Regions from separate parts of the Homo sapiens genome. Here region 1 is linked to region 2. Evidence: chromatin contacts called from ENCODE Hi-C or POLR2A ChIA-PET data. All regions are on one chromosome and are shown on one strand. Each heading gives the region's core, a stretch centred on a gene start or an enhancer-like site at or near the end of the contact. The rest is flanking DNA. Distances are from core to core; before and after follow the strand shown. Region 1 has its middle 100 kb from the start of LINC02404. Region 2 has its middle 64 kb from the start of BTG1-DT.

Region 1 (5,966 bases), core at 471-2,970, 230 kb after region 2:
CTGCATCATAAAAAATTGTATATTTTCACAAGTGGTCTAGGTACTATGACCTCCCTTACAGAAATCTAGTAATCTAATAATCAATCTCCAGTAAGCTATTTCCTTGTGTATTAGACATATCAAAGCATGTAAAAGAAATAGGAGAAGTAATTCCTTTTAATGGACCTGAAGATTTACAAGAGTAGATGATCTTTTGGGGAGGTTAAAAGGATAGAGTTGGTTCTATAAGGTCTTAAGTTCATATTGGAGAGGCAATTGATAGTGACCCTTGAATTTACTTCATTTTAAGCCATTATCATCCAGATTTTAGCTAGGTCTTTATCTCAGTTTGTTTTGTGCTATTTTAAAAGAATATTGGAGGTTGGGTAATTTATAAAGAACAGACATTTATTTCTCATACTTCTGGAGGCTGGCAAGTCTAAAATGATTAGGGTGCCAGCAGGTTGGATGTCTGATAAGGGTTCAGTCTTCATTTCCATGATAGTAATTTTTTTTTTTTTTTTTTTTTTTTTTTTTTTTTGAGACAGGGTCTCACTCTGTCACCCAGGCTGGAGTGCAGTGGTGTGATCTGGGCTTACTGCAGTCTTCACCTCCCAGGCTCAAGTGACTCTCCTGCCTCAGCCTCCTGAGTAACTGGGACAACACACAGATGCCACCATGTCTGGCTACTATTTGTTATTTTTTTGTAGAGACGGGGTTTCACCATGTTGGCCAGGCTGGTCTCGAACTCCTGAGCTCAAGTGATCCACATGCCTCAGCCTCCCAAAGTGCTGGGATTACAGGCGTGAGCCACTACACCCAGCCACCATGATGACGCTTTGAATGCTGCATCCTGTGTGTGTGCGTGTGCGCGTGCGTGTGTGTGTGCACATATGTGTGTGCGTCTGCCTGTGTGTGCGTGTGTGTATGTGTGTGTGGATGGGGGAGGAATGCTGTTCTTTGCACGGCAGAAGAGCAGAAGCGGATGAACCCACTCCTGAAAGCCATTTTTATTGCAGAATGAATTTATTCACTAGGGCAGAGCCCTCATGACATAAACAACTTCCATTATGCCCTACCTCCCAACACTGTTGCATTGGGGATTAAGTTTCCAACACGAGTTTTGGAGGGGACAAACATTCAAATCATAGCAGTCTGTCACTGCTTGAGACACATGTAGGCTTGCCTCTAATTCCAATTTTTCAACTTGAGAGAGCTGTAGACCCCTCTACCTATCTCCCAGGACTCATAATCTTACTGTCCTCATCTCATGGTAGATAAGTTGTCTCTGTTTGTCACCACATTCACTCAGATGTAGAACCCAATCCTTTCACACATTTGCACAAGAAATCTAATCTACATTGATTATGAATTAGATTATGTGCCACAAAAATTTATATGGTGAGGTCCTAACCCCTAGTATCTCAGAATGTGACCCTATTTGGAAATAGAGTTGTTGCAGATATAAATAGTTAAGATGAGGTCATACTGGGTTAATGTGGGCCTCTAAACCAGTATGACTGTTGCCTTTATACAAAGAGGAAATATGAACACAGACACAGGGAGAACGCCACGGGAAGATGAAGCAGAGATCAGTGATGTGTTTATACAGCAAGGAATATCAAAGATTGCAGGGAAGCCATCAGATGCTAAAAGACAGGCATGAAACACATCCTTCCTTCACCACCCTCAGAAAGACCCCACCCTGCCAACACTTTGATCTTGAACTTTTAACCTCCAGAACTGTGGCAATACATTTTTGTTGTTGAAGCCATTCAGTTTGTGGTACTTTGCTATGGCAGCCCTAACAAATAAATACAATGTCTAACTTTTCCCACGTTGGGTAGATTTTTTTTTTTTTTTTTTTTGAGACGGAGTCTCGCTCTGTCGCCCAGGCCGGACTGCGGACTGCAGTGGCGCAATCTCGGCTCACTGCAAGCTCCGCTTCCCGGGTTCACGCCATTCTCCTGCCTCAGCCTCCCGAGTAGCTGGGACTACAGGCGCCTGCCACCGCGCCCGGCTAATTTTTTGTATTTTTAGTAGAGACGGGGTTTCACCTTGTTAGCCAGGATGGTCTCGATCTCCTGACCTCATGATCCACCCGCCTCGGCCTCCCAAAGTGCTGGGATTACAGGCGTGAGCCACCGCGCCCGGCCAGATTTTACTGAAGACATTTGCGGGAAGGCATGTCACAGGGAGAAACACATCACACAGCCCACAGCACTCCCTCAGTTAAATTGCCCCACATCTCCCTTCACTCTCTCTTCTCATCTCCTCCATCCTGGATTAACCCCCAAATATTCATATTTAAATTTATCTCACTGTTTTTCCAGAGTAGCTTTTCTCTTCCATTGAAGTTGTGACTGCAACCAATACCCATGTCCTTGGGTTCTGCTTCTAGCACAGACATTAATCAAACAACACATCCGACACAGTCTATTCACTGAGAGAGATGCCTGTGCCAAATGTCACAGTAAAAACATTTTCTAGATGGCCTGCTCTCAGATCTTGGCTCTGCTATTTACTAGCCACATGAACTCAGGTAAGTTACTATACCTCTTGACAATCAGGATAATACAAAGGAAAATAAATTGTTCTACCAAAAAGACAGATGCACTTGTATGTTCATTGCAGCACTATTCACAATATCAAAGACATGGAATCAACCCAGTAGTCCATCAACTCTGGATTGAATAAAGAAAATGTGCTACATATTCACCACGGAATACTATGCAGCCATAAAAAAGAACAAAATCATGTCCTTTGCAGCAACATGGATACAGCTGGAGGCCATTATCATGAGAAAACTAATACAGAAACAGAAAATCAAATATCACATGTTCTCACTTACAAGTGAGAGTTAAAAACTGAATACGCATGAACATAAAGATAATAACAATAGACAATGGAGATTACTAGAAGGGAAGTAGAGGAGGGGTCCAAGGGTTGAAAAACTACTCTTTGGGCACTATGCTCCCTACCTGGGTGATGGAGATTCATTTGTACTCCAAACCTCAGCATCATGCAATATACCTTTCTAACAACTGACACATGTACCCCTGATTCTAAAAGAAAAGTTGTTGTTGTTGTTGTTTTTGTTGTTGTTTTGAGACAGAGTCTCATTCTGTGGCCCAGGCTGGAGTGCAGTGGTGTAATCTCGGCTCACTGCAACCTCTGCCTCCCAGGTTCAAGTGATTTCCCTGCCTCAGCCTCCTAAGTATCTGGGATTACAGGTGCCTGCCACCACAACTGGCTAATTTTTATATTTTTAGTAGAGATGGGGTTTCACCATGTTGGCCAGGCTAGTCTCGAACTCCTGACCTCAGGTGATCCACCCACCTTGGCTTCCCAAAGTGCTGCAATTACAAGCATGAGCCACCGCCCCTGGCCTTAAAATAAACGTTTTTTAAAAAGGAAATGACAGTACTCCATAGCACCCGTCTTATGTTCAATGCTCCCAAAAGCAGGCTCTGAGGACAGACCATTGTGTGTAGATGGCTCACTGGGGAAGCTTCTGAGGAATAGCGCTGTAACAGGGGGAGAGGAGCAGGATGGGGAAGAGATGCAGGTGCAACAGAGGCCTCAGCCCACCATGGAAGCTGGGGAGCTGGATGGCCCTTTAGAGAGCGGTCTCATAATAAGGCAAGGAAGCTGAGGCTTTGCCCTCTCTCACCCGCAACAACTAGGCATTGGAAGTGGACTACCCACAGTGAGGGCTCATAACCTTGAATGAGGCAGTTCCTTTGGCTGAAAGCAACTTCTGGAGAGCAACTCAGCTCTGAGTGGTCATTCGCCAACACTGTATTAAATAGCTGGGGAAATAAGGGTCTTGATCCTGTGGTCAGTTTTGGAGTGACACGTCACAGAATTTGCTACAGGATTATTGTGAGCATGAAATGAGTTAATATACAAAATATGCTTGGAACAGCACACGGCTTGTGGTAAGTACTGCGTACAAGAGAGCTGTCACTATACTCAAGATCTATGGTAGCAACACTAAGGTTTGTGTAGTTACATACACTTTAGAAAAGAATTTCGTATGGATTTTGATCCTTATAAAGGCTCTATAGATGAGTGGCGTAAGTAATCTACAATTCTTTATATGAAAAATTTAGGCTCAGAGCAGTAAATGACTTGTCCAATACCACCCAGTTAGTAGGGACTAGGTTTCCCCTGTTTTCAATTTTTCATCTTGTTCTACAACTAACTTTTCAAGTCACAAGTACCCATATGTAAGCTCAGCCTCATCACTCCTAATTTTAGGATGAATTGCTTAAGAATTTACAATGCTGTAGTTTAACAGCAAGATGAAGCATCAAGGATCTTGCACCTGCCTGCCTTGGCCCTATCTTGAGCCATATTAAAGTTACAAAGGTAGCTTATGAAAGTGAAGGCATTTCACCAGGGAAGGTTGACCAGCTGACAATGTTATAGCCCTTATGACATAGCCTTTACTTTAGCGGGTTCTGTTATATGTTGGCCCTCCACTTCTGATGCTGTGTTTTCTGAAAGTAGAGTAAATGTTCAGGGAAATAGCACACTAAACAAACAAACAGACTGGTGTTTAAGCAGAATCCTACTTTATTATTATTATGTAATGGCCTTTATTTTTTACAACAGTCTGATTTACAGAAAAATTAAAGATGGTACAGAGAATTCCCACATACTCCACACCCAGCTTCCCCTATTATTAACATCTTACTTTAGGGTGGCACATTTGTTACAATCAATGAACCAATACTGATACATTAACATTAATTAAAGTCCATACTTTATTCAGAGAATGCTACTTTAGTATGTTACCAAAATACTTGAATGCCTAGAGCCTCCCTATAGGCAAACTAATCAGGCATTTACCTGGTAAGCATAAATTAGATTAAAGAGAGTTGATTGATCTAAAGAAATACACCTCAACTAAAATAACTAGAGGCTCTTTTCTCCACTACAGGGGTACCAGCGAAGCCGCCCTAATGTTTTTGCCTGGTAACCAAATGCTTCTCTCCCCTGATTAGCACTGCACATGCACTGTTAGTCTTTGTCTCTGGGACTCTCATTTTTCTGTGTTCCATGGTTGACCAACTACCCTTTTAAGATTATCACATTAATAACTCTAATGAGTTTACAGGGAAGGTCTACTCTGGCCAGATGGTCATGTTGCCTGCTTGGGGAGATTTTGCATATTTCTGTGCTGATTTCATAGCTTAACTTTCTAAGGGCAATACTCTATCCCCTATTTAGAGAGGCAGCATAGTAAGCAGAGTGTTCAGAGCTCAGGCTCTGACATTAGATTGTCTGGGCTTACATCTCAGCTTACCTTTTGCTAACAGTGTGACCTGGGACAAGTTGCTTTAACCTGATGTGCCACAGCTTCTTTATCTACACAGTGGAGGTGTGTGGGCGGCAGGGGTTGATATTCATTCAGCTTTTCATTTATGTTGTTTGTCTTCTAGGTGTTAAGATACTACAAACAAATAACCAACTCTGTCCAAACCAATAAGAATGCTAAAGATTAACTCCACAAATGCAGGCAGTTTCAGAAAAGTATACCAAAATTGAATGGACCTAATGAAATGACAGTAGGAAAATAATAAAAGTTATTTGCAGTTTTTGTTTAATTAAGTAAGCTGTTTTGCATTTCAATATTAATGTAAGAACTTTAGGCTGAATGTCTCCTGTCTTCAAACAGGGCCACAGGTGAATTTGAGAGAGAACCCAGGGACAGATGGCAGGAATGGAGGTGGGAGTGGAGGAGTGACACTATACACTTGGTCTGGCCAGATGTATTGAACTTTGATGTGACAAACCCAGGTCAGATATTCTCAGCGTTTAGCAAACTTCTGAATATCCTGGTCAGTCTTGAAGTACACTTCTTCCCTTTCCTTTTTCTGTTCCCAACATCTCTGCTTTACTGCCCACGTACTGAAACACTGAAACACACCCAGTCAGATGTCAGACTAGGCTGTCTCAGGCTCTAAAATTACCCAACA
Region 2 (5,484 bases), core at 1,053-3,552:
CCCCTAGGCCCAAGTGATCATCCCACCTCAGCCTCCCAAGTAGCTAGGACTACAAGCACATGCCACCACACCCAGCTAATTTAATTTTTTTGTTGTTGTTGTAGTGATGAGGATCTTGCTATTTCACCCAGGCTGGTCTTGAACTTCTGGCCTCAAGTGATCCTCCCGCCTCAGCCTCCCAAAGTGCTGGGATACAGGCGTGAGCCATTGTGCCTGGCCAATGAATTTTTTTTTTTTTAATGAATAAAAAAAATGAATGAATCGTTTGGCACATAGCCTGGCAAAAAGTAATCAATAAATGGCATCATTGCTATGATACCGAGCTTTTCTCTTAGATTAGAAAGAATGTTGATTTTTTTTTCTATTTTATTCATATTTGGGTTTTCATGATTCTTCCCAAAAATGATGCACAAATACAAATGTCTTTGTTTTGTGTTGCTATAAAAGAATACCTGACGCAGGGAAATTTATAAGTAAAAGAGGTTTATTGGCTTATGGTCCTGCAGACCATACAAGAAGCATGGTGCCAACATCTGCATCTGGTAAAGACCTCAGGCTGCTTCCACTCATGGTGGGAAGTGAAGGGGAGCTGGTGTGTGCAGAGATCATATGGTAAGAATGGAAGTAAGGGGGAGCAGGGGAAGGTCCCAGGCTCTTTTGAGACATCTGGCTCTCTTGAAAACTGATCGAGTGAGAACTCACTCATTCCTGAAGGGAGAGCATTAATCTGTTTGTGGGGCACCCACCTGCATAACCAAAACACCTTACATTAGGCCCCACCTCCAACATTGGTGATCAAATTTCAACATGAGGTTTAGAGAGGACAAATATCAAAACCATAGCACAAGACTAGTTTCTTCTTCATGTTCTTATCATGCTTGACATAACTCTCTCCATTCGTTCAGCTTTTCATGGTTACAACTCTGCTTCTATATATTAATATGCCCTAACTATAGAATGAGGTGAGAAAATGGGCACAAACAGGCAACGAAGGAAGAGAGTATCTTAAAATTCAACATGCTGCTAAGAAGTGAAAAAAATAAAAAAGTTGAACAACTACATTTTGTGCCAAAAAGGAATAATAAAATATAAAAATCAACCAAATGCAACTATTTCGGCTTAAGTGAATTTCAATCAAAATAGTTTGTATGTATAGTCAGGGCTTCAATTTCTTAAACTAAAGAAATGTCAGTATGTAGGACTAGATATAAAATAAGCCAAATATTGGACCAGATGCAGTGGCTCACGCCTGTACTCCCAGCACTTTGGGAGGCCGAGGCAAGCAGATCACTTGGGTTCAGGAGTTCCAGATCAGCCTGGGCAACATGGCAAGACCCTGTCTCTACCAAAAAAGAAAGAAAATTAGATAAATATGACTCTTCTTTTTCCTTTACCTTACATAGAAAAAAAACTAAAAGCATTTGCAAAATATCTTAGACTCTCATCAAGCTAGATATTTCTTGCTTATATTGAGGAAAAAATCACACTCTGAGAATAGTGTTAATCAAGGGTCATAGGTAGCGCTAGACTAGAAATTTTGAACTGTAAAAAAGATATTAAAATGTGACTTTTAATTAGATCAGAAATGAACTCTAATACTCTTCACGTCTTCAGAAATGACACCTTTTATTCCTCCAGTAATTGAGGTGTCAAAGGGCAATTTGAGGCTACTCGAAAAGATTCAGAGTCTGGTTTTGTTAACTACTAAGCTAATTACTGGTACAAAATGAAAATTACTAGACACCACTGAATTCTTGACAGGTCAAAAAAATATTCTTAAGAAATCCTGGGGTTTAAACTGGTGATATTCAGGCTTTCAATATTTATTTTGTAGCTTTATTTTTTTTATTTCTTTGAGGCAGGATCTTGCTTTGTCACCTAGGCTGGAGTACAGTGATACAATCATAGCTCACTGCACCCTGCACCCATGAACTCCTGGGCTCAAGTGATCCCCCTGCCTCAGCCTTCTGAGTAGCTGGGACTATAGGTGCACACCACTACGGAGAGCTCATTTTTGTATTTTTTGCAGAGATAGAGTCTTGCTATGTTGCTCAGGCTCATTTATAGCTTTCTTTCTTCAGAAATAAAATTCACTCAAATTAGTAAGGGTTTGTTGCTGTTGTATATGTGTGTGTAGGCACATGGGGGAGTAAGTAGGCAGTTGAGAAATCTTTTGCAAAGTCGTCTGTTATATTAGTGACTATATATTGTGAGGCGGGATATGAATCACACTGGTTTTCAAAAAACTTTGAACTTACTATTTCTAGGGCACAGTACTTTCAAAGGAAAGAGCCACATGTTCAGAAACCATAATAACCTTCTCAGAGCACCTGTGCACCAGATATCAGTTGCTCCATCAACTATCCTCTGACAATAGCAGTAAAAACCATTTACCCACACTCAGTGGTCTATTCTAGTTTCTACCATCTAAATGATGGTCGGACTCCATCCGAAATATGAGTTTAGGCCATAGCCAGGTTGACTTGCAGAACACTGTTTTAAAATGGGATCAAGGGAGGGCAATAACAGATCTGCAAAGGAGAGAAAACCTAATCATTCAAAAGCAGTTCTGAGCATGAAGTAAGTAATATGTCCACTCAGAGGTATTGTTAATTTAGGATCAAAGTCTAAAACTGGAGTCCTGCGGACAAGCTGGAGAACAAATTTAGGCATAGGGCTGGTTGAGTGGAGCACCTGGAGCCAGAGAAATGCAGAGCAGCAAGGCCCAGCAGCCCTTCCTGAGGATGATACAGATAGTGAAGAGAGGGTGGAAGGAAGGAAGCAGAATGGGATGGGGGCGTGAACATGAAGTGAACAAGAGAAGTTGCTAAACATTTCCCTCAATACTTGGCCCTGTGGATCACTTGCATCTGAATCCTCTGGGAAGCATGTTTCTGGCCGGGTGCAGTGGCTCACACCTGTAATCCCAGCACTTTGGGAGGCCAAGGTGGGTGGATCACTTGAGGCCAGGAGTTCAAGACTAGCCTGGCTAACATGGCAAAATCCCATCTCTACAAAAAGTACAAAAATTAGCCAGGCATGGTGGCTCCTACCTGTAGACCCAGCTACTCAGGAGGCTGAGGTGGGAGGATCGCTTGAGCCCAGGAGGCAGAGGTTGCAGTGAGCCAAGATCACTTCACTGCACTTGAGCCTGGGTGACACAGTGAGACCCTGTCTCAAAAAAACAAAACAAAAAAAAAACTTCTGGAAAACATGTTTCAAAAACAGATTCTCAGGCCCCACCCCAGACCTCCTGAATTGAATCTTCACAAGTGAAGCCTAGGAATGCAGACTTTAAAAAAAAATGCATTCTAGGCAGCTTTTATTGCATTTTGTATTATTTACTTATTTATTGAGACAGTGTCTTGCTGTCACCCATGCCCATGCCATAGTGAGTGGTGCGATCATGGCCCACTGCACCCTTAAACTCCCAGGCACAAGCGATCCCCCAACCTCAGCCTCTCGAGTAGCTGGGACTACAGGTGCACACAACGACACCCAGTTAATTTTTTATATTTTGTAGAGACAGAATCTTGTTGCCCAGGCTGACCTCGAACTCCTGGGCTCAAGTAATCCTCCCACCTCAACCTCCCAAAGTGCTGAGATTATGGGCATAAACCACTGCACCCGGCTGGGATATAAACTTTATACACGGTCCCCAAGTATCTGAAGCACACTTATATTTGTGTGCTAAGCTCCTTACTGGTATTGTTTTGCTTAATCCTTCAACAGCTCTATAAAGCATGTGCTATTCTTATCCTCTCCCCACAGACAGGAAACTGTGATTCAGAGAAGCTGACTGACAAGGCACAAAGACAAATGTGGCAAAGTCCAAACGCAAACTTAACACATTCTGATTGCAGATTTCTGTGATAGTAATCACTCTAGACCAGAGGTCTTCAGACTTTTTCTACAAAAGGGTCAGTTAATAAACATTTAAGATGTGTGGACTAAATAGCCTTTGTTGCAACTACTCAACTTTGCCACAGAGAACATGTAAACAAACGGACACGACTAGGTGTTCCAATAAAACTTTACAAAAATGGGCAGCAGGTCTGAAGATGCCTGCTGTTGACTAAGCATTGCTTTTCTTTTCTTTTCTTTTTTTTTTTTTTTTTTTTTTTTGAGACGGAGTCTTGCTCTGTCGCCCAGGCTGGAGTGCAGTGGCACGGTCTCGGCTCACTGCAAGCTCCGCCTCCCGGGTTCACCCCATTCTCCTGTCTCAGCCTTCCGAGTAGCTGGGACTACAGGCGCCCGCCACCACGCCCGGCTATTTTTTTGTATTTTTAGTAGAGACGGGGTTTCGCCATGTTAGCCAGGATGGTCTCCATCTCCTGACCTCGTGATCTGCCTGCCTCTGTCTCCCAGAGTGCTAGGATTACAGGCGTGAGCCACCACGCCCCGCCTAAGCATTGCTTTTCAAAGTGTCATGCTCAGAACAGTAGGATCCTAGGAACTTGTTAGAAATGCAGACTCTTACTCATTCCAGACTTGCTGAATCAGAATCTGCATTTAACAAGGTCTCAATGTAATTTTTATGCACATTAAAGTACGCGACTTCTACTCCAGGGCATTTACAAAGGACTTCCCTGAAAGCTGCATTTAATGCCTTTGCTGTCCCTCCTTTTAGGTGCATGAACTCATCTTCTGATAGTAACTGTGTTGATTGCCTTCCACAAAAGTTAAAAAGTAAATAAAGCTGGGTGTGGTGGCTCATGCCTATAAAAATCCCAGCATTTTGGGAGTGCTTGATCTCAGGGTTGAAGACCTGCCTGGAAAACATGGCAAAACCCCATCTCTACAAAAAATACAGAAATTAGCCAGGTGTGGTGGAGGGTGCCTGTAGTTGCAGCTACTCTGGAGGCTGAGGCAGGAGGATTGCTTGAGCCTGGAGGTTGAGGCTACAGTGAGCCATGATTGTGCCACTGCATTCTAGCCTGGGTGAAAAAGTGGGACAATGTCTCAAAATAAATAAATAAACAAACAAACAAATAAATATAAAAATAACTTATTAAATTGATAGTGCTTATTATACATGCTATCTTAAAAACAAAGATATAACATCACAATTTATATTTACCTTCTAAAAAGTACTGAGGTAAGTAGATAAAAAGTGCTTTATGAGTTGTTTCCCTTTTCTATACAAATCTCAAGGCCTTATACCGGAGGCATTGAATCAGAATCTCTGGAGATGAGACCTGGAAGCTGCATTTTAACAAGTTTCTCAGGTGATTCACATTTAGATAATCAATAGGTGCCCACTCTTCAGATCTGGGGATTACTGCATGAAGAACATACAGACATGAATTTTGGAGAGAGGGGTTTAGTCCTCCACTAATTAGATGACCTTGAATAAGTTAATTGACCTCTTTGGACATCACTTTCTTCATTCAAATGGTGGTTCCAAACTTTAGTGTCCATTAGGATCATCTTGACCAATGCAAACATTCAGAGAATCCACCACTGTATAATACCATGAACAAA

What was found. A loop is a pair of places that touch in the nucleus more often than their neighbours do. ChIA-PET counts read pairs that join two places held with the same protein, here RNA polymerase II (POLR2A). Pooled maps may share reads with other maps.
Region 1: a pooled map shows a loop between it and region 2 (4-fold over the local background). The contact joins two enhancer-like sites. A Hi-C loop is called at or near these places in 4 of 50 pooled maps. POLR2A ChIA-PET finds 5 or more read pairs at or near these places in 4 of 52 experiments (CD8-positive, alpha-beta memory T cell, OCI-LY7, T-cell and 1 more).

Annotation. Positions count from the first base shown.
Region 1 is chr12:91,973,970-91,979,935 of GRCh38, reverse strand. No RefSeq gene overlaps it. Among named protein-coding and RNA genes, the nearest start is that of LINC02404, 100 kb to the right of the region's middle. Within about 2 kb of position 1,720, at least 3 of the 41 ENCODE cell types and tissues checked have a DNase peak (open chromatin) inside an H3K27ac peak, as active enhancers do.
Region 2 is chr12:92,207,094-92,212,577 of GRCh38, reverse strand. No RefSeq gene overlaps it. Among named protein-coding and RNA genes, the nearest start is that of BTG1-DT, 64 kb to the right of the region's middle. RefSeq lists an enhancer at 3,445-3,534. Within about 2 kb of position 2,302, at least 3 of the 41 ENCODE cell types and tissues checked have a DNase peak (open chromatin) inside an H3K27ac peak, as active enhancers do.